2 separate regions of the Homo sapiens genome follow, and region 2 is linked to region 1. The links are chromatin loops, found by intact Hi-C in ENCODE. Cell type or tissue: ascending aorta. All regions are shown on one strand. Each heading gives the region's core, and the rest is flanking DNA. Links, peaks and the distances in the headings are about the cores only. Region 1 holds the start of LOC107986044 (a long non-coding RNA gene). Region 2 overlaps LOC107986124 (a long non-coding RNA gene).

The links. A loop is a pair of places that touch in the nucleus more often than their neighbours do. Peaks named below come from ENCODE experiments on the same cell type or tissue, not always from the same donor. Only the 100,000 strongest peaks of a DNase experiment are listed, where the experiment ranks them.
Region 2: it touches region 1 in a loop (7-fold over the local background); 1 of 110 quality-filtered maps calls a loop at or near these places.

The regions. Positions count from the first base shown.
Region 1 is chr3:126,387,933-126,401,840 of GRCh38, forward strand. LOC107986044 (a long non-coding RNA gene) reads right to left here and starts at 4,316. Exons shown (of 3, transcript XR_001740563.1): 1 at 4,251-4,316; 2 at 1,703-1,969. It overlaps CFAP100 (cilia and flagella associated protein 100), which reads left to right and starts at 6,977. Exons shown (of 17, transcript NM_182628.3): 1 at 6,977-7,046; 2 at 8,010-8,117. The coding sequence starts at 8,069. It overlaps CFAP100-DT (CFAP100 divergent transcript), which reads right to left and starts at 6,866. Exons shown (of 2, transcript NR_103789.1): 1 at 6,367-6,866; 2 at 5,100-5,361. RefSeq lists enhancers at 1,600-2,148, 9,873-10,382. In ascending aorta, for the core only: a CTCF peak has its summit at 1,529 (motif pointing left); a DNase peak (open chromatin) is centred at 1,419; H3K4me3 peaks cover 1,181 bases; H3K27ac peaks cover 1,387 bases.
Region 2 is chr3:126,281,356-126,295,849 of GRCh38, forward strand. LOC107986124 (a long non-coding RNA gene) reads left to right here. Exons shown (of 3, transcript XR_001740882.2): 3 at 6,658-10,170. It also overlaps a transcript of KLF15 not described here. Among named protein-coding and RNA genes, the nearest start is that of KLF15, 69 kb to the right of the region's middle. RefSeq lists enhancers at 6,641-7,186, 7,187-7,731, 10,419-10,919. In ascending aorta, for the core only: a CTCF peak has its summit at 6,432; DNase peaks (open chromatin) are centred at 6,476 and 7,186; H3K4me3 peaks cover 1,740 bases; H3K27ac peaks cover 2,500 bases.

The sequences.
Region 1 (13,908 bases), core at 481-2,980:
CAGTGAAACCCCGTCTCTACCAAAAAATACAAAACAAATTTAGCCGGGCATAGTGGCGGGCGCCTGTAGTCCCAGCTACTTCGGAGGCTGAGGCAGGAGAACCCGGGAGGTGGAGCTTGCAGTGAGCCGAGATGGGGCCAGTGCACTCCAGCCTCAGTGACAGAGAGAGACTCTGTCTCAAAAAAAAAAAAAAAAAGAAAGAAAGAAAGTATGTTGCTATAAGTTTACCAGGTGCTCTAATTAGCATCCTGTTAGTAACGGGTTTTGCACTAAAAGACCTTATTAGAGTTGGGGTGGACACCTTGGGTTAGGGTTTGGGGAAGATTGGGTTCAAAATGTGAGCCTCAATCAGGATTTGGAATAAATTTGGATCTGATGAAGCCAAGGCTGGGGTGGGGCTGGATTTGAAGTCGGATGTGGTTGGTGGCGGGGGGTGGGGGGAGGTGTCACTCCTGTAATCCCAGCCCTTTGGGACTTGCCAAGGTGAAAGGATCACTTGAGCTCAGGAGTTCAAGACCAGCCTGGACAACATAGCTAGACCCTGTCTCTACAAAAAAATGCAAAAATTAGTCAGGTGTGGTGGCATGCCTGTGGTGGCATGCCTGTGGTGGCCCTAGTTACTTAGGAGGCTGAGGCAGGACGATCGCCTGAGTCACGGAGGTTGAGCCTGCAGTGAGCCGAGATCACACCACTGCACTCCAGCCTGGGCCACAGAGCAAGACCCTGTCTCAAACAAAACACACAAATCTCAATTATGCATAAAATCAGGCTGAAGGTTTGAAATCAGGCAGGGTTAGAAGTGTGAGAGTGGTCCAGGCGTGGTGGCTCACGCCTGTAATCCCAGCACTTTGGGAGGCCAAGGCAGGCAGATCACCTGAGGTCAGGAGTTTAAGACCAGCCTGGCCAACATGGTGAAACCCAGTCTCTACTAAAAATACAAAAATTAGCCGGACACGGTGGCGGGTGCCTGTAGTCCCAGCTACTCAGGAGGCTGAGGCTGGAGAATCGCTTGAACCTGGGAGGCGGAAGTTGTAGTGAGCCGAGATCGCGCCATTGCACTCCAGCCTGGGCAACAGAGCTAAACGCTGCCAAAAAAAAAAGAAAAAAAAGAAAAAGAAAAATGTGTTAGCATTTTGGCAGAGGGGCTCTGTAGGCTTGGAGGCCCTGCCCAACATATCTCTGTGGATTCCTGTAACAACTCAAGGAAGGGACACTGGGGCCTGTGGAGGGGTCTCTGGCCCCTCCGGCGCCCCTTTGGTACCGCGCCCCGCCTGCGAGCTAGGAACTGTGGGGACCCGGCAGCGGGCGAGCGAGCCCAGGTCGCGGCAGCACTGCCTGCGCGGTCGTCTTGACGCCTGACCAGGGCCGGTTTTCAACTTGTTTACAAGCCTGCGTCACCGGGAACCTTTCACCGCCGCCTGGGACAAAAGGTTCCTCTTTGTAAGTCCCTTCTGGGCAGAAAGGGGATTCGCCGCCCGGCGCGCTGACGGTGCGGGGCGCCACGCCGTGGCGGATGCGGACAGCGCGCGGCCGGTTCGCCCGTCTGCCCCCTAGCGCCCTGCTCTTCCCGCCGAGCGCGTAGTCTGCCCATAGCCTCGGCCACCAGCCCCCTTTACATCGTCCACCCACCCACAGCGTCCTGCCGTCCACGCCTCGCCCACCCACGGGTTCCCCGCAGTCCGTGCCTCGTCCACCCACTCACTCATCTGCGCGTGGCTCAAACAGGCATGCCTTGTCCACTCCCTCCACAGGAATTTCCTCCTTTCATGGAAACAACTTGCCCTCCCGTCCACCGTCCACTCCATTCCCCATTCACTGTCCATTGACTCATTTGAGGAACTATCCTATGAACACCTTCCAGGTGCTACGCGTTGCGGTCAGCAGGTCACAGGACACAGCTCCTGTCCTCTGGGACCTCCAGGACAGCAGAGGAGACACCAGCAGAGGTCCTCGTGAAGTGATCATGGCTCTGGGGGCAAAAAGAGGACATATCAGCCGAGACTTGGGCGCAGGGGTGGCGAGGCTGGGGCTGAGACGGAAAGACTGGCTGCGGAAGAGATGGGAGGAGGACAGGGGCTAGGCCCTTGGCAGGGGCTCGGCAGAGGGGAAAGCCTGGAAACCAAGTGGGCTCCAGGCAGAGGGCACCGAGGGGGCCGCGGGAAGAGGCCAGACCCGAAAGTCCTCGTCAACAGCGCCACAGAGCTCGGGCATCACCCGGGGTCACGGTGCCCCCCAGCAATTTCTTCTACTTTTCACTGTTTTGTTATTATAGAAGTAATACATGTCTACAACTTCATTGTAAAGAAAAATGAGAGCGAGCAATAGGAAAAAAATAATCAGCCATAATCTCGCCTCGCAGACATAGTTTTCGGTGTATGTGCACATACGCGGTTTCCCCAGGCATCCGCTGGAGAGCGGCGCTCCTGGGCTAGATGACGAGGGAACCCAGAGCGAGCTGCCTACCTCAGGGCTTGCAGACACCTGGGTGGGGATGTCATGGAGTGGGTGCTATGGCCAAGCCAGAATCCATTCAGATCCCCCCATCCCTTTCCCTAACACAACGGATGCCGTCCAGGCACCAGCCCTATGGCACCGGGATGGGGCCTCCCACAGAGTCCCCAGCTTCTATCCCTGGCAGCGATTAGTTTAGGCATGCAGTTTTTTGGCTAAGATATGAGGAGAGGTGTTCTGAGGGGCTACTCATGAGAAGTTTCTTTGTAAGTCATTTCTGGTGAAGCTTTCTGTTTCTTGAAGCAAAATACAACCTAAATGATACCTGAAACTAGTGTAAAGACTACCTTCCCCGGGCTCCTGGGGCTAAATCACGCCCTCCCGGGGAGCACCCCTGATGCTCACATCTCCTACCCTTCCTCCTGTATCTGGATCCCACCCTAGCCTCCTCAGCACCATGGTCCCTCCAGCTTGCCTTCTGCCTCTACACACACTCTCTCTCTGTCTCTCTCTCTCTCTGTATGTCTCTTTCATTTCCTCTACGCCCACAACCTGGTCTAGTCTCAACCCCTCTTCCTGGCTGGCTGACCACAGTCCCCTAACCACCTGGGACCTGCACCCCACCCCCACCTGTGGAGACCACGCCCAGGAGCACACCTGGGAACCAGGCCAGTGCCATGCAGTTTTCTCACCTGCCATGCTGCATGCCCCAGCATCCTGCCTTCTGAACTGTGGCACTGGGGGTCTGGCTTTAATGACCTAGCCTCCACCAGAGCTGCAGGGAAGACCAGGGTCATTTCTCCAGGCCCACTGTGGGTCTGCACACCCATAAGGGAGCAAGATAGAGCCACTGCCAGGACCCTCAAAAGTGCTGTCCAGGGCACTTTCTCCTCTTCCTCGTCACCCATCCATCTCAGTCCCCCAGGAGATCCTGAAACTGCTCACACCAAGGTCAACCGATTTGTTGGCAAATCCAATGAACACTCTTCAGTCCCTCTCACTTGGCCACTCAAGAGCACTTGGCAATGTGGACCCCTTTCTTCTTCTCCTTTTGAAAATATTTATTGAGATATAATTTACATATCTAAACTTCACCCACTTAAAGTGCATTTTACTATATTCAGAGTAAATCTAATGTTCACCATAGTCTAATTTTAGAACACTTTCATCACCCTAAAGAGCAAAATCCCATCTCCATTAGCCACCACTGCCCATTTGCCTGTTTCCCCAATTCCATCTAGGCGCCTTCATAGGATATGTGGTCTCTTGTGACCACATATGAGCCCAGTCTTACTCTGGGCTCCAAGACCTTCTTTTTTATTCCACTAGCACTGTTTCTCTGACACTGTGGTCAAATGTGATATGCCTGGGATGTGGATGCCAAAAGTCATCCCTGTTTTTTCCTAGACTCCAATCAAATTATCCATCCATCTGAGCTGGCAGGAAAGCAATCTGATTAATGTGATTGCTCACAAAATATAAAAAGCATGCCAGGCTAGAGCACCTGGCAGGCACTGGTTGGGGACACGTTCCCAGAGAGGGAGGGGGGATGGGGCTTCAGACACTCTTTAAGGACTTTGCAGCTTTCCCCTGAAACATGGTCCTGCAGGCCACAACCCATGCAGGGGCTCCTAGGTCAGTGTAAGTAGTGCAAAGAGCTCATATCACTGCCCTCCCTGTGGAAAGCCCTTGACTCACCGTGAAGCACGGTAGACATGGCTGTCATTCTCCATAACCTACCACCTCTCAGCAAAAGGAAAACCCCCATGTGAGAGATCTGGGCATCTAAGGCATTTTACCTTGAAGGTGACTCTCCAATCCAGCCTGGCCTGCTGTGCTGTAGAACAACGGTGAGACCAGGTGCTGCAGGAAAGAAATACAAGCTGCTCTCTCAGGCTTTGTCGTTCTGGTAGACCTCTGAATACCCTGTCTGGGTACAGGACTACTCCTGACCCCCCTGGTTTCTGAGTCCCTCCTCCCACGGCAGAAGCCAAAGATCTTGTGTGGAAGGCGGGAGGTGCAGGCAGGCGATCCAGGTGCTGCCTACCGGTCAGGAGTGCATAGCAGACTTCGGATCACAGCATGTTCTCTGCCAGAACGCGCCTGCGATGGCTTTGGGCTCCGCTCCAGGCTACAGCATCTCCCAGCTTGATTCCCTATCGTCCTACAGAGTCTGGGGGCACCCCCATGTCCTTTTCTCCCCCAAGTGGCTATAGTTGCTTTCTGTTGTTTATTCCCGAGAGCCCAGACTGATATACCTTCTTTGAGGAGGAAAATACGAAATCTGAAATACGAATTTCTCCTTTAAGAAGATTGTTAGCTTTTCCCAAAATGTTTGATTATGAACATTTTCAAGCTTCAAACATACAGAAATGTTGGAAGGATTTTGAAGCAGACATCCACATGCCCACTGCCTGGGCTGGACAGCTCACAGGCCACTACGATTCACCACACAGCCAGCCAGCCACCATTGCTCCACCAATCATGCATCTGATTTTAAAAATTAGCTTTTAATCAGCAAATGGTATTTCTAGTTAGACCTGTTAGGCTAAGACTAAAAGTTCCAAATCAGGTCACGTTTTCTAGGTGGTTTTCTTTCTAACCTTGTAAGCTACCAAGAGCAAAAACAAAGGCCAGAACACACAAACTGACAGATAACTTGCCTTTATTATGAAGTACACCTTTGGACTTGTGGGGTTTTTTTCCCAAAGCTTGTGCATCATTGTCTGGGATAACTGCATAAAATGGAAGGACGATTCCTGGTGAGAGGCAGTGTGTTCTAGGTAAGAGCAAAGCTGGAATCCGCTGTCTCACTGTGTCCCTGCTCTGTCCACACCGGCAACTCATGCAAAGGCAGGGTGATCATGCAGGTGAAATGGGTGGATTGGTGTCAAGTGCGTGGAACAGTACCTGGCACATAGAAAACACTCTGTAAGGTTCATGGGGAGATTCACGACTGTTCATAAACTGATCTGTTGATGACAATGAATGGGCAGGAGCCTGGGTACCTTTGTTCTCTTTGGGTCACTTATGTTCTAGCTTCCTAAAAGTCTCATTAGAGCACCTTGTATTTAGATAAACCATTACAAAAACACTTACTTTTCTACTTGAGTCACCAGTTTATGAAGTGCTTCTTGTGGTTTGCTAAAACCTAAATCGGAGGGACAGGTTTTTGTTCTGCTTTGATGGTTTGTAGGGAGATAAGGCTGCAGAGGTAGGCTGGGGCCGGGTCATTGAGGACTTTGAATGTCAGTGTAAGGAGCCTCTCTCCTAAGGGTAAAGGGACAACTTGTCTTTCAGCACATTTGACAATAGCAGCTGTAACGAACACACACGTGCACACATGCACACACACACACTACATGTGCACACATGTGCACATGCACACATGCACAAATCACATATGTGGCTTAACACAATACAACATTCTTCCTCCCTTGTGCAAAGCCCACTGTGGATATTGCAAGTTGGGACACTATTCTACCAGCGAAGATTCAGGGATCCCTGCTCCTTCCATCTTGGGAGCTCCTCCTCACTCCCACCCCCAGCTCCAATGGAGTTCCTGTTGTGGATGTGGTCTTCCCACCCACTACACCGGCCTTAGGCAGAGCCTGGCACAGCTGGGATCCTCACTGGGACTACATTGCTGGGCTGCAGACTGCTCCAGAGTCCCCCCAGAAGCCCCTAAATGTCCCTGAAAAGATGAGTCACTGACTGTGCTTTCAGCTCCAAGCAGCCTTTATCAATCTCTCAATCCCCATAGATACTGGGAAAATCTAGGAACATGTTCAGAACTCAAAGAGGGGTCTTCTGCTGCTGCTTTTTGTGGGGAGACAGGATCCCTGAGCTGGGGGACCAGACATCCTGGTGCCCCTGGCTTCAAGCAGCTGGTGGATCTGCGCGCTCAAAACTTGCCCTGGTCTGTATGGCCTCATCCTCTCGCTTGTCCCACTATGATGGATCTCGCTCGCTCCGTAGAGCAGTGGCTTTGCAACCCTAGCCAGCACTGGGGTCGCGCGTGGACTTGTCAGGACACACATTGCTGGGCTCCACCCCGAGTTTCTGATTCTGGGGCGAGGATTGAAAACTTGCTTTTCTAACGAGTTCCCAGCATTTTCGATGCTGCTAGTCCTGAGACCATACTTTGAAAACCGCCCCTCTAGAAAGTGCGATCCCTCCCCAGGAAAGAAGCAGGGCTATTTTTGCTCCAAAAGTATCCATCCTGCACGCCCTCTTCAGTGCTTGGCACGTGGCGAATAAACCAATCAGGATGAAAGGAGCCAACCCAAGTGCGGAGTGTTGAACCTCAGAGGAAGAAACCCGCGTTCACCAGGCCCAGGCCTGGGCCAGGCGCTGTCCTGGCGGCGTCAGGGAGGACATCGTGCCCAGAGCTCGGACCCAGCAGCCCGGCCCCGCGCCCTCCCTGTCCCGCGGCCCGCAGGCCCAGCCCTCAAGCGCCCAGCCTCCGCGGCCTTTGTGGCGTCACAGCCAGCCTGAAGAATGGTTGCCTTGGAGACGTAAACCCAAGAGCCCTGCTCCTGGAGCTGAGAACTGCAGCGCGGAGGCTTCGGAGCGAGCCGGGGCAGTCGGGGTCGGTGGGTGCGCTCGCGGTCCGGGGAGAGGGGGCGCGCGGGGTCCGTGAGGGCGCGTGGGGGCGGCGGCAGGGGTGCGAAACCAGGGCCCGAGGGGCGCGCGTGGCCGGGAGCGGACTTGCAAGGCGCCTTCCAAGGCTGCCCGCTCGCATGCCACTTGCTTGAAACACACCCATCTACCATCCACCCCATCTGTCCTACCATCCCTGTGCACCTCGCTGTGTGGCTCGGGGCCTTGCAGAGCGCGGGTGTTAGGAGGCGACCCTGCGAACCCCAGGCTCACCCAATAGGGGGCTGCAGCAGGAATGCGGCAGGAATGGCACAAGCTTAGAGTGGGGGCCCTTTCCAGAGGCAGCCCCTCCTGACTGTGACTTTGGACACCTCGCTGAATCTCTGCTTCCTCCCCTGCAAAAATGAAAATTCATTCAATGGATGAAGTTAAGAAGTGCCAAGGGTATGTCAGGAGCTTGGATGAGCAGAAAAGACCCCCCTGTTCTCATGGAGCTCACATTTTAGGGGGAAATAGACAACGAATGGATTTTTAAAGTGATAATCAGATAGTGGGAATTGCAGAGAAGAAAATAAAGGCCACATGGGGGTGGGGAGGAAGAAACCACTTTGGATGGGATGGTGAGAGGTCTCTCTAAAGAGGTGACATTTGAGCTCGGAATTGAAGAGAAGGAAGCCCAGCACCCCCAGCTGGGTATGGGAGAATATTTTTTGGCCGAGGAGGCCGAAAATGCAAAGGCTTGAGGCCAAGATTGATGTGTTCTAAGCACAGAAAAAGTAGGCAGCTAGAGCCAAGTCCAGGAGGTGAGAGTGGACCCTCGGGTGGGAGAGGCAGGGAGCCGGCAGGTGTCCCCACAAGGTGAGCCCTCAGCAAATGTCGGTGGCTGTCAGCCACCCAGGGGGAAGGAAGCTCTGGGCTTGGGGACCACCAGGCTCAAGCACTGTGTCACTCCTCAGGTGAGGATCTCCTTTAGAAGAGGAGAAGCCTTGCATCAACCTCTTGGGCCTCAGCCAAGATGTCTGAGATACCGTCCACTATAGTCTCCAAGAACATGACCAATGACAGTAAGTACCGGGCCAGGGTGGGCACTCTCAGAGGTCAGGGGCAGCTTCGGAGCCTGTCCAGCTCCCTCACAGGTTAAGGTAGCTCTAAACCAAACACTAGGCAGGAGTCATAGATCTGCCTACTTCCCTTGAAACAAGGCATATGGATTGCCTGCAGCTGCTGTAACAAAGCACCACCACAAACTGGGGGGCTGGAGTCACAGACATTTGTTTTCTCAAGCTCTGGGGGCTGGATGTCTGAGATCAAGTTGTCCAAAAGGCTAGGTCCCTCCAAGGGCTCTGAGCGAGAACCCATTCCGGGCCTCTCTCCTGGTTTCCAGAGCTTTGCAGGCAATCCTTGGTGCTCTTTGGCTTGTAGAAGCATCACTCCCATCTCAGCCTTCCTGCCCATGTGGAATTCTGCCTGTGTGTGTCTGTGTCCAAATTTCCCCATTTTACAGGGACCCCATCACATTGGATTGGAGGCCTACCCCGCTCCAGAATGGCCTCAGCTTAGTGAATTACAGCTGCAAAGACCTTATTTCCAAACAAGATCACATTCTGAGACAGTAGGGGTTGGGACTTCAACATACGAATTGGGATGACACAGTTCAACCCACAACAGACCATGAGGAAGGTGTCACCGTGAAGGTGAGCTTCTCTCAGCACCCCTCTGACCACAAATGCCAGGCTGGGCTCCAAGGAGGTGGTCAGCTGGCGCTAGGCCCTGGATGAAACATGCCTGCCCTAGTGGAATTGCATGCATTTGCCAAGATCTCACACAGGGCGACGCTGAGGGAGGCTGCCCAGGCCTACCTGGGGCCCTTCAGCTTTTTTATTGGAATTTAATTTGGTTTTGACCAGGCATAGTATTCCATGGTTCAAAATTCAAAAGTGTGTTAAAAGCCCCTCATTGTGAAAAGCCTCTCCCACCCTGTCAAAGGCATACAGTGCCCCTTCCTTAGAGATGGCCACTGTCCCCTGTCTCTTCTAGGCTACCAGCTCAGTGCACATACAGGCAAATGTGTGTAGATGAGGTTTGTTCTTTTCTTACACGGAGATCACACAATGAAAACCCTGTCTGCACCTTGATTTTTTTAATTAACCCATACATTGTAGAGACTGTTCCTTATCAATACATCAAGAATTCCCTTATACTTTTTGTGCTTTTGAGTAGAATAGTAATCTTTCAGTATGGCTGTATCATAATTTATTAACCAATTCTCTGTTCATATGGGTGATTAGCTTGTTTCAGAAAGTGTGCTGCTATAAACAGTGACCCCCACCATTACACTTAGGTGTGCACACGCTCTCTCGTTCTTTTTTTGCTCCAGAGTAAATTTTAAAATGAAGAAGGGCTGGAATAAGGTTTAAAAACAAAGATGGCTTTGAAATGTTTATAGATAACAAATTAACTCTCAATGTGCCCATAAAACAATGCAGATAATTATGCTACCACAAGACAGTTGAAGGACATGTAAACTATATTGATTTGTTTATTGGTATGAGGGGGAGTGCCTAGTTGGGGTACCCTATGACCCTGTGGCATTGGTAATTCCTCGAGATTGATTGAGGGCCTGTGCATTTGTGAGAAAACCAGGCCAGACAGGCAGAGCCAGGATTGGCACCCAGGGCCAGGGGTCTCAGAGTCAGGTGGGTCAGGGAGGTTGGCATGGGCAAGGTGGGCAGGGGACCTGGCCAGGGGCTTCAGTCAAGAGGACTGCTGAGCTCTGTGTCCTGGGGTCAGCTGCAGGAGCTGGGACAAAGGTAGGGGCCAAAATGACACTGAGCCACCTGGAGTGAGAGGTTTGGGGATGCTGAGCCAAGTACAGATAGGACCCCCCCTCAACCAGAGGGCCCAGGGCAGGGGCCTGGAGGCCAAGTAGGGAAAGGGCATTCTAGGCGGCTGGCCAGGCCCAAAGGCCCTGAGGTGGGAGTGGGCGTGGTGTGTTCAAGGGAGAGACAGGAGGCCAGCATGGGCCAACTGGGTAGGGCCTGTGGCCCGGGAGGACTATTGGCCTCTGCCCAGATGACGGGAAGGATTTAAGAGGGAGACTGCTCAGTGTCTAGCTTTATGACTTTTGTGATGAGAACGCTGTTCCCTAAGCCTTGGCAGAGGGGCTGGTTTGGCCACAGCCTCCTTTGAGGCATCAGGGCGGGCAGGGGTGGGGGCTGCAGGAATGCCCGGAGCTCTGGCCCTGCACCCTCAGCACCCAGCCCAGTGCGGGGCCAGTTCCAGGAGAGGCACTGGGGTCGCGCGTGGACTTGTCAGGAGAGGGCCTGCGGCTGGTCCCTCTGGGCCAGAACCCTGCCTGAGCCTCACTGTGGGTGTGGAGAGTTTGTTCCTTGAGCGGCCAAATATATTTCCCAAGACACCAGGCTCCAGGTACAAGACTCCAGAAGGAGCAGGTTGGGAGAGGCTTGCCCCTGCTGAAGGAGCCGTGTGCATGCGCGTCAGGCCAGGATGCCCTGCAGGCTCTCACTGCTGCTTCTCAAGTGCACGTCCCCCACAATGGGAGCATTCAGGAAGGGCATGGGGTCTAGAGAGGTTGTTAAACCACAGATGGCCAGGCCTTCCCCCTGCCAGTTCTGGCTATGAGGGATGCGAAGGGCTGGAGGCAGGAGTTTAATTTGGCAGTGTGGAGAAACATGATCTTCAGTAATCTAACCTTCATCTTGGGACATCCGAAGCCTGGCCTGGTGGCCTCGTGGGCAGAGTGGGCCATCCACACATGCAGCCCACATCAGGCCACTCAGGGACCCACAGTCACTTCACTAATGTTCATGGAGCACCTACCGTGTGTCAGGCACTGTGCTGGGCTGGGGCACAGAGGGCCATGAGACGGAGGCGCCTGCTCTCTGAGCATTTAGTAGAGTGCAGCAAACAGCTCTCAACTTCACCGGCTCCATCCATTCCTGCAGCCCTGGCCAGGCCAGGCCTGGTTCACTCCCACTCAGTGTCTTGGCACTGCTGTGTCCTCCACAGGGAATGCTCTTCTCCCCAGTTTCCCTGGGACTCCCTCCCTCACACCCCACAGGAGCTCATTTAGATGTCAGCTCCACAGGGAGGCCTCCCCTAAACAAGGTAAAACGCGGTGCCCCACCTGCCCTACATCCCTCATTGCTGTTCCCTGTTTCATTTTCTCAGTGGCACGTTCTACCCTCTGGCCTTTTGACCCTTCTTCACCTGTGTTGCTTACTGTCTCACTCCCATCCAGCAGTGACATTTGTTCCCCCAGAGCCTGGAACATCACAGGCCTCAGTCAAAACCTGTTAGCCTGCAAGCTCTCCCTCTAAGATCAAGAGCAAAACAGTGATGCCCACCTTCACCACTGCTGTTCAATATTGCACTAGAAGTTCTAGCCAGAGTCATTAGGCAAGAAAAAGAAAAAAAGAAGTAAAAGACCCAGACTGAAAAGGAGGAAGTAAAACTATTCACAGATGACACAACCCTATATATAGAAAATCTCAAAGAATCCACAAGGAAGTTACTAGAGCAAATGAATGAACTCAGCAAAGTTGTGGGTTACAAGACCAACACAGAAAAACCAGTTTGTCTCTGTTCACCAGCAATGAATAGCCCATAAATGAAGCCACTCATTGACAACAGGGGTGACATCATGGCAAAGTAGGAAGCTCTGGGAATCCCTCCCCTGAAACAATTGTGCTGGCGTGAATTATCAGAAGCAACTCTTCTGAAACTCTGGAGTTTAGTGAAATGCTTGCAGCTTGCAGGGAAGATCTTGATGAGGAGGCTGGGACATTTTAGTGAATTTTTAGCATTTCCTGGAGCAGCTGTACCAGCCTCCAGCCTGCAGCAGGCAGCAAGGAGAAGGTGGCCTGTGTTCCCGGTACAGCTTGCTGGTGCCAGGGTGGGAAATAAGGATCTTGTCCTCCAAAAATTGGGCTGTGTGTTTGATTGCTGATCATGGCCTGCTTCTGAGGGGCCGGCTCAGCGGCTGGCCATTGTTCCAACTCCAGGGTCTAAAGCAACCTCCCGGCTCTGTTGGTCAAGGGCTGTCCTTCCCCAACCCCTCCACTCTTGTGAGAGCTAGACTTTTATCTGACATTAGCTCACATTTAGAAATCTTTGACAAATGATTGATATCAAGAATATAGAAAGAAATCCTAACACTCAACAAGAACAACAAAAAGCAAACAACCCAATTCAAAACTGGGCAAAGGACTTGAATAGATAATTCTCAAAAGACGATATGCAAATGATCTACAAGCAGGAGAAAAGATACTCAACATCATCAGTCATTAAGGGAATGCAAATCAAAACCAAAATGAGATACCACCTCACACCCATTAGGATGGCTACTATCAAAAAATACAAACAAAAATAACAGGTGTTGGCGAGGATGTGGGGAAAATGAAACCCTTTTACATTGTTGGTGAAAGTGTAAAATGGTTCAACCACTGAGAAAAATAGGCAGTTCCAGCCTGGCACGGTGACTCTCGCCTAAAATCCCAGCATTTCGGGAGGCCAAGGCGGGCGGATCACGAGGTCAGGAGATTGAGACCATCCTGGCTAACATGGTGAAACCCTGTCTCTACTAAAAATACAAAAAATAACCGGGCATGGTGGCGGGCACCTGTAGTCCCAACTACTCCGGAGGCTGAGGCAGGAGAATGGCGTGAACCCGGGAGGCGGAGCTTGCAGTGAGCCAAGATTGCGCCACTGCACTCCAGCCTGGGCGACAGAGCGAGACTCCGTCTCAAAAAAAAAAGAAAAGAAAAGAAAAATAGGCAGTTCCTCAAAAAGTTAAACAGTATTAACATATGATCCAGCAATTCTACTTCTAGATATGTACCTAAAAGAACGGAAAGCAGGAACTCAGATATTAGCACACGCATGTTCACAGCAGTGTTATTCACAATAGCCAAGCGGTGGAAGCCGCCTGAGTATCCATCAATGGAGGAACAGATACAGAACATGTGGTGCATCCATGCAGTGGAGTGCTATTCAGCCTCAAAAAGGAAGGGAATTCTGATACATGCTACAGTACAAATGAGCTGGGAAACCTTATGCTGGTGAAATTAGCCAAACACAAAAAGACAAATATTGTATGATTCCGCTCATATAAGTGAGTGGAGCAGTCAGAGTCATAGAGACAGAAGGGGGAATGGAGGCCACCGGGGCTGGGGAGGGGAGGATGGGGAGTTGTTTAATGCACGCAGAGTTTCAGTTTGGGATGATGAAAAGTTTTTGAAATAGATATTGGTGGTGGTTGTACAACATTGTGAATGTAATTAATGCTATTGAGTTGTACACTTAAAAATAATTAAAATAGCAAGTTTTATGTTATATTTATATTTTACCATACTAAAAAAGTTTCAATGGCATAAAATGGCAAATCGTATTTTATATATATATATATATATATATATATATATATATATATATATATAGTATTATGTTACTGCAATCAAAAAATGTGTTCTTAAAATGTGTTAAATAAGTGAAGTAAACAACTAAATAGACAGGATGGTTCCCAGCAGTGCTGAAATAGGAGGCTGATTCAGTGATTGTGGTGGGAAGCATTTAGACAGGGGGATCAGGAAGGCTTCCTGGAGAAGGTGACATTTGAGTAGAGATGGTGAATAATGGGGATGGGCAGCCCAGAGAGAGTGTCTCGGGAGAGGGAGCAGCAGGTGGGAGGGGGAGGAGATGGAGGGAGGTGTGGGTGTGCCCAGCTGCAGGGGAGGACACTGACCTGTGAGTGGGAAGGAGACGTGGCCCAATTCCGTGGGGAACATCCCTGCCAAACCCTGGTCCTTCTGTGGCTCCCAAGGGCCTCATCCCTGT
Region 2 (14,494 bases), core at 4,953-7,452, 100 kb before region 1:
TCACAAGCAATCTATGAGGATTACTGCTCAACCCTGCTAACACTTATTATTGTCTGACTTTGTGATTAGAGCTATTATATAGTGGGGGTGTGAAATGGTATCTCATTGTTGTCTTGATTTGGATTTCTCTGATGTCTAATAATGTTGATCACTGTTTCATTTGCTTAATAGACATCTATATATCTTCTTTGAAAAAATGTTTATTCAGATCCTTTATTCATTTTTAATTGGGTTGTCTTTTTATTATTGAGCTGTGTTCTTTATATATTCTAGATACAAGTTTCTTATCAAATATATGATTTGCAAATATTTTCACCCATTCTGTGGGATTTTTTTTCACTTTCTTGAGAGTGTCCTTTGAGGCAGAAAGGTTTTCGATTTAGATGAAGTATAATGTATCTATTTTTCCTCTTGTTGTTCATGCTGTTGGTGTCTTATTTTAAAATCTATTGCCAAATACAAAGTCATGAAGATTTACCCTGTGTTTTCTCTTCAGAGTTTTAGGTTTGGGACTCACATTTAGGTCTTTGATCCATTTTGAGTCAATTTTTGTATATGGCAAGATGTAAGTGTTCAAGTACATTCTTTTGCATTAGGGTATTCCATTGTTTCAGCATCATTTGTTAAAGAGATTATTCCTTCCCTGTTGAATGTACCTGGCACCCTTATTAAAAATTAGTTAACCATAGACACATGGGGTTTATTTCTGGACTTTCAATTCTATTCTGTTGAATCTTACGCTGGTACCACATGGTCTTGATTACTGTAGGTTTGTAGTAAGTTTTGAAGCTAGGAAATGCAAGCCTTCCAACTTCATTCTTCTTTTTCAAAATCTTCTTGCCATTTTGGGTCACTTGAGTTTCCACATTAATTTTTAGATCCATTTGTCAAAATCTATAAAGAATCTAGGGATTGACTTGAATCTGTAGAACAATTTGGAGAGTATTGCCATCTTATACCATATGCGATCCATGAACATGGGATGTCCTTCCATTTTTAAGTTCTTCAATTTTTTTCAACCAAGCTTTGTAGTTTTCTGAGTATAAGTTTTACACATTACATTGTGATATTGTGATATACATATATAAATATATTTATATATATATATATATATATATATAGTTTTTGTCCTATTTCCTGACATACAACTCCTAAAACCCTCAGAATCTCCAGCGTGATAAGGATGTCTTTTGTATGCTAATGAGATGACTGGTGGATAGCAGCCCCTAAGTAGTTTGAAGATGTGGGGGTGATCACAGGAAAAACATGGGCATGATTAGAGGGTTGGGACTTTTCAGCCCCACCCCCAACCTCCAAAGAGGGGAGAGAAGCTGAAGGTTAAGTTGATCAACAGTGACCAACAATTTAATCAACCATGTCTATGTAATGAAGCTTCTATTAAAAATGTAGAAAGACTGGGTTCAGGGAGCTTCTAGATAGCTAAACATATGGAGGTTCCTGGAGGGTGTCATGCCTGGAGAGGGCATGAAACTGCCGCACACCTTTCCACATACCTCACTCTACATATACTTCATTTGGCTGTTCATCTGTGTTCTTTTTAATGTCCTTTATACTAAACCAGCAAATGTGGGAAAGTGCTTCCCTGAGTTCTGGTGAGCCATCCTAGCAAATTAATTGACCCCAAGGAGGGAGGTCATGGCAATCCTGGTTTGTAGTCAGGGTTCCAGGTATCTGAATTGGAGGTAGTTTTGTGGGGCTGAGCCCTCTATCTGTGGAATCTAACACTATCTCTAGGTAAACAGAGTCAGAATTTAATTGAATTAGAGAACGTCTAACTGGTGCCCACTAGAGAATCTGGCCGAAATTTGCTTGGTGGATTGGTAGGGAGAAATCCTTATATATTTGTTCACAGAAGAATTCTGTGTTGTATTGTAAGAGTACAGTGGGGGAAAATGATAATGTTTTTTCAATACCCTTACACACTTCTTTTTGTTTATTTGTAAGCATTTTATTCCTTTAGATGCTATTACAAATTGAATTGTTTTCATTATTTTATTTTCAGATTGTTCATTGCAAGCATATAGAAATACAACTAAGTTTTGTACAGTCATGCATCACTTAAACGCAGGGATACATTCTGAGAAATGTGATGTTAGGTGATTTTGTCATTGTGTGAACACCTTAGAGTGTACTTACACAAATCTGAATGATTTAGCCTACTACACATCTAAACTATATGGTACAATATAGCCTATTGCTCCTAGGCTACAAACCCATACTGCATGTTACTATACTGAAAACTGTAGGTGATTGTAACACAATGGTATTTGTGTATGTAAACATAACTAAACATAGAAAAGGGGCAGTAAAAATATATTACAACGGATAAGATATGGTACCCCTGTATAAGGCACTTACCATCAATGGAGCTACCAGGACTGGAAGTTGCTCTGGGCAAGTCAGTGAGTGAGTGGTGAGTGGATGTGAAGGCCTCGGGCACTACTGTGCACTACTGTAGACTTTATGAGCACTGTACATTCAAGTTACACTAAATTCATTTTTAAAATATTTAAAATATTTAAATATGTAAAATAAAAATATTTAAAATATTAAATATGTAAAATAAAAATATTTAAAATATTTAAATATGTAAAATAAAAATATTTAAAATATTTAAATATTTAAAATAAAAATATTTAAAATATTTAAATATTTAAAATAAAAATATTTAAAATATTTAAATATTTAAAATAAAAATATTTAAAATAAAAAAATTAAATATTTAAATATTTTAAATAAATTAAACTTACCTATCTTTTTTAATGTATAAACTTAATTTTCTTTTAACTTTTTAACTTATAATAACACAGACTAAAACACAAATACATTGTTCAGCTGTATAAAAATATTGTCTATTATTCTATAAGTATTTTTCTATTTTAAAATGATTTTATTTTCTTTTTACTATTTAAACTTTTTTGTTAAAAATGAAGAACACGCACACACATTAGCCTAAGCTAACACAGGGCCAAGATCATCAACATCACCATCTTCCACCTCCACATTCTGTCCCACTGGAAGGTGTTCAGCTTTATGACACATAGAGCTGTCATTTCCTGTGTGATGACAGTGTCTTCTTCTGGATACCTCCTGAAGGACTTGTCTGAGACTGTTTTACAGCAGCTATTTTTTTTTAAATAAGTAGAAGGAGTACATGCTAAAAACCACAATTAAAATAGAATATAGTAAATAAAGCAGTAGCATAATCGTTTATTATCATTATCAAACACTATGTTCTGTACATAACTGTGTGTGCTGGACTTTGAAATGACTGGAAGCACGGCAGGTTTGTTTTCGCCAGCATCACCATAGGCAGGTGAGTAATGCATTGTGCTACTACATTACGACAGCTACGACGTCACTAGGCAGTAGGAATTTTTCAGCTCCACTATAATCTTATGGGACCCTCATCGTATATGCGATCCATTGTTAACCAAATGTTTTTGTGTGGCACATTACTGTATATTCATTTATCTTGTATCCTGCAAACTTGCTGAACTCTTTTATTAGTTCTAATAGTTTTTTAGTGGATTTCTTAGAATTTCCTACATACAAGTTATGTGATCTGTGAATAAAGATAGCATTACTTCTTCCTTTCCAATCTGGATGCTTCTTATTTATTTTTCTTCACTTACTGCCCTGACTAGAATCACATTTATGTTTCAGTTTATTTCTAAGTTTTTGTTGCTATGAGAGATAGAATATACCCCTTTATATCTTATGATTATTTCTATTATATGGAAAATCTGTTTAATTTACTGAACATTTCTTGATTCTAATAGTTTTTATATTATTTTCTTAAATTTGAGGAGTTAAAATTATACTTGTAAAAATGGTTCTTATCTATATTATTAATATTTACAGCTTAAATAATTTTCTAGACTCATTTCATTGTCTAGGATCTCAAATACAATATGAAATAGTGACAGATGAGGCAGGAATCTTTATTTTATTCCCAAAAGGATGTGTTTCCTTTGAATAATAGTCCATTGCTACACATTATTGAGCTCTTATTATATGCTAGGAGCTTTGCATACATTAATATTAAATCCTCCTTATGACTGTGAAGTGGGTTCCATTGTGAGCCACAGTTTCAGATGAGGAAGCAAAGGTACAAAGTTTAGGTTAAGTAAGTTGCCCACAGTTACGCATCTGGGTGCAGAGCTGGGATTTGAATACAGAACTGAGTACGTCACTCTTGCATGTGACTCTGGCTTACCCCCTGTAATTCAGAGACCTGAAGCCAGGGTCCAGACATGTCTAAGAGGGCCACCAAAAGGCTTCAAGCAGCCCCATGAGCCCCTTGAAAATCTGTACAAAATTTTCAATGCATGTCCACAAATTTATTTTTGTGTGTATAACATCCAGGTTCCCCACTGGATTTTCAAAGGCATTTAATACCACTCAAGTCTTTCCCTGAAAGTATAGTGATGCCTGTTGGGTTCTGGTAAAATTCCTTTTGTTTCATTAAGGATATTTTATTCCTAACCAGCAAAAGCTTTTTATACTAAATATGGTATTACATTATGAAATACTTATTCAGAACCTTTTGAGGCGCTAATCTCTTGCTTTGCCTAATAATCTAATGACCAGCAGTAATGGATCTTGCAAGAATGATCCATGTCTACAATCCCTGGACAAGCCTTGTTTTGTTTTATTGTCCTGGTGGATTCTTCATATTCTATATGAACTCAAAAATATCTGAGTTAGGACTCAATCAATTTAGAAAAAGTTTATTTTGCCAAGGTTAAGAACACACACCTGTGACACAGCCTCAGGAGGTCTTGATGATAAGTAAACTTAAAGGGGGAGGTGGAGGCTTCCAGGTCACAGGTAGGTTTTTTTGTTTTGTTTTGTTTTGTTTTGTTTTGTTTTGTTTTTGACAGAATCTCGCACTGTCACCCGGAGTGGAGTGCAGTGGCATGATGTTGGCTCACTGCAACCTCCACCTACTGGGTTCAAGCAATTCTCCTGCCCCAGCCTCCCAAGTAGCTGGGATTACAGGCGCCCCCACATCATGCCCAGCTAATTTTTTGTATTTTTAGTAGAGATGGGGTTTCACCACGTTGGCCAGGCTAGTCTTGAACTCCTGACCTTGTGATTTGCCCGCCTCAGCCTCCCAAAGTGTTGGGATTGCAGGTGTGAGCCACCACACCCAGTCATAGGTAGTTTAAGAATTTTCTGACTGCTAATTGCTTGAAAGAGTTATTTCCAATAGAAAGGAATGTCTGGGTTACTATAAGAGGTTGTGGAGACCTAGGTTTTATGACACAGATGAAGCCTCCAAGTAGCAGCCTTCAGAGAGAATTGGTAAATATTTCTCATCAGACACTAAGGTCTATGTTGATGTTAACATTGGTCACCTTTTCCTGAATTCCAAAAGAGAGGCAGGTATAAAGAGGCATGTCCCACCACCCCTCTTCCCATCATGGCCTAAACAAGTTTTTCAGGTTAACTTTGGAATACCTTTGGCCAAGAGGAGGGTTCCATTCAGATGGTTGGGGGGAGCCTTAGAATTTAATTTTTGGTTTACATTTGCTTTGCTATGATTCTGAGACTTGCACCTAAGTGAGATTTCTTTTCCAGTGTTTTTTTTATATCTTGAGTTAATTTTAGTACTTGACATTTATTTTATTTTTTTAAGAGTCGAGGTCTCCCTATGTTGCCCAGGCTGGTCTCAAACTCCTAGGCTCAAGGGATGCTCCTGCCTCTCCCTCCCAAAGTGCTGGGATTACAGGCCATCACCCCTGGCCTGACATTTCTTTTAAAAATTATGTATTGCTTTAAGATGTTTAAGCATATTAGCTCAGCATTCTGTACTGTATTTGTCCCACTTTAAAAATTTTCCTTCTGGTCCATTTTGCACTATGCCTACGGCATGTTTTCCATAGCATTAGCCTCCCCCCACCCCCCCGGCCCCAATAGAGCCAAAACAGCTACCAGTGTCCCCTGGGAGTCAGGGATGGCCTGGGCTGGTTCAGGGGACTGTAGCTGGAGCCCCTGGCTGGCTGTGTGATTCTGCCCAGTCCCCCGCTCCCTGTCCGGGCCCTCTGTTCTCTCCTTACGGTGGGGAGAGGTCTGAATGAGGCCCCAGCTCACGCACTCCATTATCTTGAGGCTGCTCCCACCCCCAGGCCCGAGGGAGACAGAGGCCTTTTGAGCTGGGGCTGGCAGGCGAGGCTGGAGTCCCAGGGCTACCAGAGCGTTGCGGAGGGAATGCTTTGAAGAGGCCCCGCCCTTCCTGGGGCTGCGGCTCAGCTCCGGCCTCCCTCACCCGGCAGGGATTCCCGTTCTAGGGAACATGTGGTTCGTGCCAGCCAGTTGATGTGGGCGCTTTCTTCTGCCCCTACTCCCGGCTGTCCGCTTCCTCCCCAGCCCCCTCCTGTGAGCTCTGGGAGCTACAGAATAAGGACACTCCTTGGCCCCAAGCCAGCCCCAGCTTGCTCGGGAGCCTGGGTTTCCCCCTCCGTCCCCATCACCGCGAGGGTCTGTGCATGGGAATCTGCTCCAGAGGCTCCCTCAGGCGCCGCGCCGCGGGGATACGCCTTTCACCGCCCCAGCAATTGGAGCGCTGAGTCGAAGTCCTGATTCCACGATAGGCGGATGAAGCCCTAACGCTGAAATTCTTTCCTCTAGGTCTTTGGCAGCGGCTGGGGCCAAAGCCCGGGCAAGACCAACGCCTTCGGCACCCGGACTCAGGCTCCGTCCTCTCTGCCAGCGTGCGGCTACAATGACTCGACATGGCAGGTGGGCAAGCACAGCACGCCCCAACAGACATGCTTTATTTAATATGTACTAAAAATACAGCAGGCCTGTGAAACCCACAGGTGCAATTGCTTAAAATGAGGCTAAGGTAGACGTGTGAATGGTTAATAATGAGTTGATTAAAATATTCAGAAATCATCTACTGGAGACGGGCAAACTGCAAAATGGTAGCATGGGAGCAACTGATGTTCGAGAAAGCCCAGGCTCCGGCAAGCCGTGGGTTTGAATTTACACATGCGCACATAATGGGTATGAATAAACCTTTCTTCAAAAAAACCAGATCAAGTCAAGGCAGTTATTTGCTGTGGGCAGGTGCCAAGGCTGGCTGCTTCAGTCCCCACGCGAGTCGCCCCCGAGCCTGCTTCTGCAGCCCAGCCTGGAAAGTGCAAGGCACTTGGAAAGGAGCCACGCCCAACGCCCTGTACCAGCGGCCTCCCGGACACCAACAGCGTCCTCTGCGCCTGCTGCAGCTTGTCCCTTAGTCCTCCCTGGACAGAGGGCGTGAAGTTGGCTGCGCCAACAGGACGCGGCCCGCTCACTTCGGGGCTCATTGTCCTGGACACACAGTCAGGGCTGGACGCCTCCAGCAGCCCCACGCTTCACCCCAAGGTCCGCAAACCTGACAACTTCGGAGGTAGGGATATCTTGACACAGTCTGAAAACAAACCATTTAAAACTTTTTTTCTCAAAAAATTAAAATAATTTTTTTCTGCTTACAAAATCTATAAATTCAGTTCAATATCAATGAAAATCGCAACAGGATGTTGACACTTGAGAAGCTGATTTGAAAGTTCATCTGAAAGAGAAAATATATAGGAATCCTGAAGATGATTTCGAAAACCTCCAAAAAGACTTCAGTAATTCACACAGAAAATCCAGAAACAGATTCATGTTTATGGGGAAATTTAGTATTTGATACAGGAGACCTTTCAAAGCCAAGCTGGAAAGATGGAAGGTCAACAGAGGCTTTGGGGAAAACTCACTATCCATTTTGAAACCAATGTTAGAATCTTCTTACCATTTGCAAGAATAAACTCCAGGTGTATTAAAGAGCTAAACATTTAAAAAATCTATAAAAGTTTTAAAGCCAAATATGGAAGAATATTTTTAAAATCCTATGGTGAAGAAGGCTTTTACTAAGCAGCAAACAAAACCTGGAAACCGTAAAGGAAATGACTGACAGATTTGAATATTGCAAGAACTAAATGAATGCCTCCTTAAACAAATTAAAGGACAAATTCCAGGCAGGGAGAAAATAGTTTACAATAGAAGTAATGTGCCAATGGTTAATATCTGTGTTGCATAAACATGTCTTTCCAATCAATAAGAAAAGAGTAGGAAATGGGTAAGGATTTAACAGGCAATTCACAGAAGACAAAGTAACCGGCCCCTAAATGGGAGCATATCCTCAACTTCACTAGTAATAAAGGAAACGAATTTAAAAGACGATACATTTCTCACTTCTTCTCTCCTTATAGCTGTATTCCACCTTTGACCATACAGCCTGTTTTTATTTATCGTAAGCATAGGTTAATAAATACAGGGCTTACCATGTTAATATCTTCTTTCTATGGATGCGTAACAACTTATTTTATCATTCCGTTTGTGACTGAAATTGAATTTCTTTCTGTAAACCTGAAAATATCTGAGACAAGCCTCGATCAACTTAGAAGTTTACTTTGCCAAGATTAAGGACACGTCTTGGGAGACAGGTCTGTGCCTTTCTCCAAAGATGATTTCGAGGGCTTCAGTATTTAAAGGAAAAAGCCAGCTGGAGGGGACAGAGGGAGGGTATGGTCACATTACTGAATCCAAATGTTGCAAAAGAAAAGGAGCATGTAGGGGAATGGTCAGTTATGTGTTCGTCCCATGCTCAGTAACTCGACTCTTCACACAAGATAAGGTGAATGCAGAGTGGAGATCTTTAACCTTTTATCTGTCTCTATCTGCTTAGGAACAAAGGGAAAGGCAGCTTCTTGCATGACTCCACTTTCAGCATTTTTTTTTTCTTTTGGCGGAGGGAGTAGGGGTCCCAAGTTTTTATTTTCCTTTCACATTTCTATTTTGCTTTTCTATGATCTGCTGCTGTAAGCTTCCCTATAGCACATTCCCAGGCTAGAATCTCATAGTGGGGACTGCCAGCTCACAGGGAAAGCACAGGGATGCTTGGATGCAGACAGGCAAGCCCAGCTCCAGGGCTGCACCTGTGGACCCCACCCCAGCCCAGCCCAGCCCCTGGAAGAGGGGGTCTGTCTGTCCCTGATTGGCCCACCAGCACCCTGTGGTTCTTTCAAAGTTATTTCTGACCTATACTACTGTTTGCCCTATTAGGGTGCCCCTTCCTTCCTTCCTTTCTTCCTTCCTACCTTCCTTCCTTCCTTCCTTCCTTCCTTCCTTCCTTCCTTCCTCTGTCTCACAAGAATTCCTTTTACAGTTTGTCATTTGCCATTGTATGTGGCTAAATCTGTCAAACTTCAGCACTGTTTTCTAGCATTGTTGCCAGGCTTAGCCTCCATTCCAAGATTACAGAAGCATCCACCTGAATTTTCTCCTAGAACTCTCACAGCTGCAGTACGTTCTGCTTTGGAGAAGGAATGGCCCAATTCCCTTCTGAATCTGGAAGAAAACAGAACTGGGTCACTTTACATATTATTTGGCCATTTTAAATTATATACCACTTTTACATTTAATGTAGCCATTTGACGGAGTTACTTCAAAATTTTCATATAAGCCTTGTCAAAAGGTCTCATTCTGTACTTTTACCATTTTTTTGAATCTTTTTTATCTTTATCCACTTTCATCTTGTTACAGGCCACTGCCTTCAGAGAAGGTGACAGAGGGCCATGTCTGAAACATTCTCCCACAACCAGGAACCCTCAGCAGCCGCTGAAGAGGAAAGGCAGTTAAATGGAAAGACTTCTGAGCAAGTGGAGGAAAAGTCACGTGTGACCTAGGGAGGGGCTCCCACAGGAAGGGGCAATGCCCTTGCCCTGTTCACCTAGCCTCCAGGTGGCTTCCCACTTGAAATTTCAGAGGATGGCAGAAACCTACTTACAAGGAAATGAAAGAGGGCACAGCAACCTTAAGACCAGAGCAGCCCACGATATTTTTTAATGAGGGCAAAAATAGAAGACTTGCAAAAGACCCCTGAAAATAATGCCTGGAAGCTGCGAAACATCAGACTGACACCGCACAAAAGAGGTCCAGCTGAGCAGGAGAAAAGCTTGAGAAGCATCCAGAACAATGTAGGTGGAGAGGCTAAGAAGAAAGAGGAGCCCACATGGAATGAATAACCAAGGTCGGGACAGAGGAAGGTTCGCCAGAACTGGGAGGGCTGAAATTGGACATTGAGATAAATTAAAGAGTGTTCTTTAAAACTGTCAAGACTTTGGCTGGTCAATAAGTAAACTGCAAACGAGTGTTCCTAAACCACAGCAGCAATGCTCCCTGGAGGAGGGAAGGAGGCCGGGGCTGCCACTCTCCCAGGTGGCTGCGTCCCGGCCTTTGCCATTGATGTGTGCTTTCTCCAGGCTCACAGATGTCCCTGGGCCGGTTGCATCTGTGACCAGGACTCTGCCACCTGCCTGTGGCTTGCTGATCAGCTGGTCACCCAGGAATGTTAGGGATGAACAGAGACCTAGAACTCAGGCTCCATGGATCTGGCAGCACCAGGAGACGAGGTTTCAAATCTCATGGCTGGGCCAGCCAGCCAGGTGCCCTGGAACTGTTGTGATCCCTGCTCCTTGCCGGGCTTAGCCTCCTCTTACTTCAGCCCAGAAGTCCCCGAGTACCCACTCAACAAATGCCATCCCTTTAATTTCTGTGGCCTGCTGCCATCACGGCTCGCCTAATTCATTCCCTCCACACCCTAAGTGTCCACGGAAGTGGCTGAAACAGTAAAACCACAGAGGAGCATTCATTCCAGTCCCCAAGGCAAGCCCCCTCCTTTGCACCCTGCTGTTTGGTTGATTTCTTCTTTCTCCACTTCCCAGGATGTGGAGCAGATTCCCTGTGGCATGATTACCTGAGGCCAGGTACAGACTGGCTCCAGGGAAGCACAGGGCTGGGGTCCCAGTTCCCACACCGGGCCATTCATTAACAGGTGGGAAGAGTTCCACCACTTCTGAGGAATTAGCAGGCTCCAGGTGACCCTATGTCACCCCAAGTGACTCTCCATTCCCCACAGACTCAGCCACAGGGCCAACAGTTTCTATTGCTATCTTTCCCTCCAGAAAACCCCTGGGCCATCTCGCCTGCCCAGCTCCTGCTGCTCCCCACGGGAGGGCTACAGTTAAAGAAGGGAAAGTGGCTAATTCACTAAGTAATTAACTTAAGGAGTGTCTATTGAACATCTACTGTGTGCAAGATGCTGTTCTAGATTTGAGATACAAAACAGGGAAAGAGAAGGCCCTGCTCTCACGGATGGGCATTAGAAGAGTGGGGTTGATAAACACGAGGATCAGTGAAGAGCATTCCAGGCAGGAATAAGCACTGCAGAGGAAGGAGGATGAGATGAGAAGGGAGAGCGAGCGAGCAGCAGTGGGGGAGGTGTCCATGGGGTTGAGTCTGGACGAGGGGAGGGAAGCAGCCAGTGCTTAGCAGGAAGACAGGGCAGGGGTGCAGCTCCCAGAAGGAGACAAAGAGGACCTTTCGAAGGTCTGCAGGTGGCAGGAGGGGCAGAGGAGGCTGGACCCAGGTAAGAAGTCATTGCAGGGGTCCAAGCCAGGAGAGGACAAATCTGATGGAGGTTTAAAAGGCTCAGTTGTCTGCCTGGTGGAGAAGAGACGAAGGGGCAGAGGGGGAAAAAGTGATGGACTAAGGATAGATTTTGGAGGCAGAGCAAACAGGAGAGCATGAAAGAAACAGAGAATCAAAGATGATGTTTAGGCCAGGGGCGGTGGCTCATGCCTCTAGTCCCAGCACTTTCGGAGGCTGAGGTGAGAGGATCGCTTAAGCCCAGGAGTTCAAGACCAGCCTGGGCAACATAGCAAGACTGCATCTCTAAAAAAAAAAAAAAAAAAAAATTAGCCAGGTGTGGTGGTGCACACTTGTAGTCTCAGCTACTTGGGAGGCTGAAGTGGGAGAATCGCTTGAGCTGGGTATGTTGAGGGTACAATGAGCCATGATTGTGCCACTGCACTCTAGCAGTGGATGACAGAGTGAGGCCCTGTCTCAAAAAGAAAAGATGATGAGTTATTGGTTTGGGACCATTTTCTGACCTAGGGAAGACAGAGGAGAAGCTGGCTTGTGGGTGGGTGGTATCTGGAGCTCCGTTTTGGCCAGGTTACATTCCAGGAGCCTCCTCGGGGTCTGGGAGGAGCTGTGGAGAACCCAGACATGTCTGTAGGGGTGAAGCATTTCTGGCCTGTGTAAGCACACACCTGGTGGCCACAGGGCCTGGGCTGTCTGAGAGAGGTCTGGTTTGAGATGTGTCAACGTCGGACTCTAAATGCCTCTCACCCCAGGGCTCAGGTAGCCCCTTCCATGCCTGTCCAGAAGACCCTGCAGAAAGTGCTCATGGTGGTGCCATCTCACCTGCAGTATTTGTTCCTAAATCAGCACAAGTCGGATCCTAGCAAGGGCCATGGAATATGCTTAGAGGGTGACACATACACTGCCACTGCCTGTTTCTATTCATGAACTCACTTTCGAAAGTGTCCCATTCTGAGATAATTTTAGACTTATAGAAGAATTGCGAAAGCAGCCTCCCCACCCCCAGCCTCTTCTCATGCCGGCATTCCATGAATCAGAGTGCGATTATGAGAGCTGAGACTCACCTCGCCGTGGTCTCGAGAGCTGGACGGCAGGCAGGCCCCTCCCAGTGCCCTCCTCTGTTCCCAGCTCCCACGTGCATTTGGCTGTCACCTTTCTCTGTCTCCTTTCTGTGTCAGGGCCGGCTTTTTAAGAGGATGGGTCTGTCGCTCTTGGACAGTCTCTCCGCCTAGGTCTGCCTGACGCCTTCTCTGCATTGGACTGAGGTAATGCCTTTTTGGAAATTCCGTGGCAATGCCACAGAAGTGATGTGCATTTTCGGTGGGCCAGATCAGTGGGTGTGGGCTGTTAGTGTGCCTTGTGCCTGGTCATGCCAACTTTGATCTCTTGGTTAGGGTGGTGCCTGCCAGGGTTCTCCCCCATCAACTCACTGTTTTTCCTTTGTAACCATTAAATATTCAAAGAGATGCTTTAAGGCTACACAGAGACACTGTTTGTGCTTAGATCTCTGTCTGCTAATTTTACTATCCTCTGGTGATGTTGCCTCAGCCGTGCTCCCTGCAGTCCTCTGGTGCTCATCGTCTTCGTCTCTCATTCGTTCCACATTTATTAATTGCGATTCATCTGTAAGAAAGCAGTTAACTCACTTTTAAACGTCAATAATTAAGCCATACACCAGTTGATAGCCTGTGGGGCAGGAGGAAGAGCAAGGCCTTCAGTCAGTCCAAAGGGTGGCTCGAGTAATTTTTTAACTGAGCACTTTTCTCTGCTTGCAGGCTGACCCTTGGTTGCATTTGGCCTCTCTAACTTTGCCCCATCTCTGCTGCTGAGGTCAGCAGCTCAAGAACGAGCCTTGCACAGGCTTTGGGGCCCTCTCCAGAGAAAATCGGGTTCCTTCTTTCCCTTCCAAGCATCTCTGCTCCCTTTGCCCTGCCGCTAGGAAGAAACCTCCCTGTCAGAGCCTCTCTACTTCTAAAGCCAAGTCTTTTGCCAGTGGCCCTGCCCCTCCATACACACACACACACACACACACACACACACACACACACACAGATACGTACACATACACACATGTGCATGTCCATGCATGCATAGATACACACAAACATGTATATATGTGCATATATACATACGTCTATGGATTCATATATACACATAATACACACATACACATGTGCACATATACATGCACATGCATGCACTTATACGCACATGCATATAGATACACATAGATGCACATGAGCATGCACACACATATGTACACACATGCATATACATACATATACACATACATATATGCTCATAAAGAACTACATACATATATAAATATATATTCCAATAACAGCTGTCAGATCATTGTTTTTAAAAAGCAAACAATCACAGAAGACACAAACAGCTTAGGCTCTTCTACAGCCTACTGGTCCTTACAACAACTTTAAGAGCAGATACAGTTACTATCCACTTTGGAAGATGAAGAACCTCCAGCTTCCTTGGCCCAAGCCTACACTTCTAGTGAGGGCAACGCTGGGAACTACATCCAGGCCTTTGCTCGAAGCCTGTCTCTGTACCCCCGTCACCATATGCTGCTCTAAGATTAGTTTCCCCGTTGGTTTGGTCAAAAGGCCCAAACCAACTCAGGATACAAAGTATGGCACTGAGGATACAAAGGCATCCACATTCGTATCCCGAGTGCCATGGCCAGATCAGTGCCTCCTCCCCTCCCCTGGCACCCTCCCCTCCACCCAGAGATGTGATCAGCTTCACATGGCTACCAACAAGTGAGACTGTCTGTCCCTTGACAAAGATTATATGCTTGGCCAAACTTTAGTCAGGCTTCTGAACCTTCCCCTTGACCCATCTGTGCACTTCCTTGCAAAATCCAGATTTAGCAAGAACAAAGCTAAGTCAGTTTGGCAAGAACTCCCTGTCCTTCATGTCTGATCAGATTCTTCACCCACCACCATCCCCCAGGTGATGTTGGTTATGCTGACCTGTC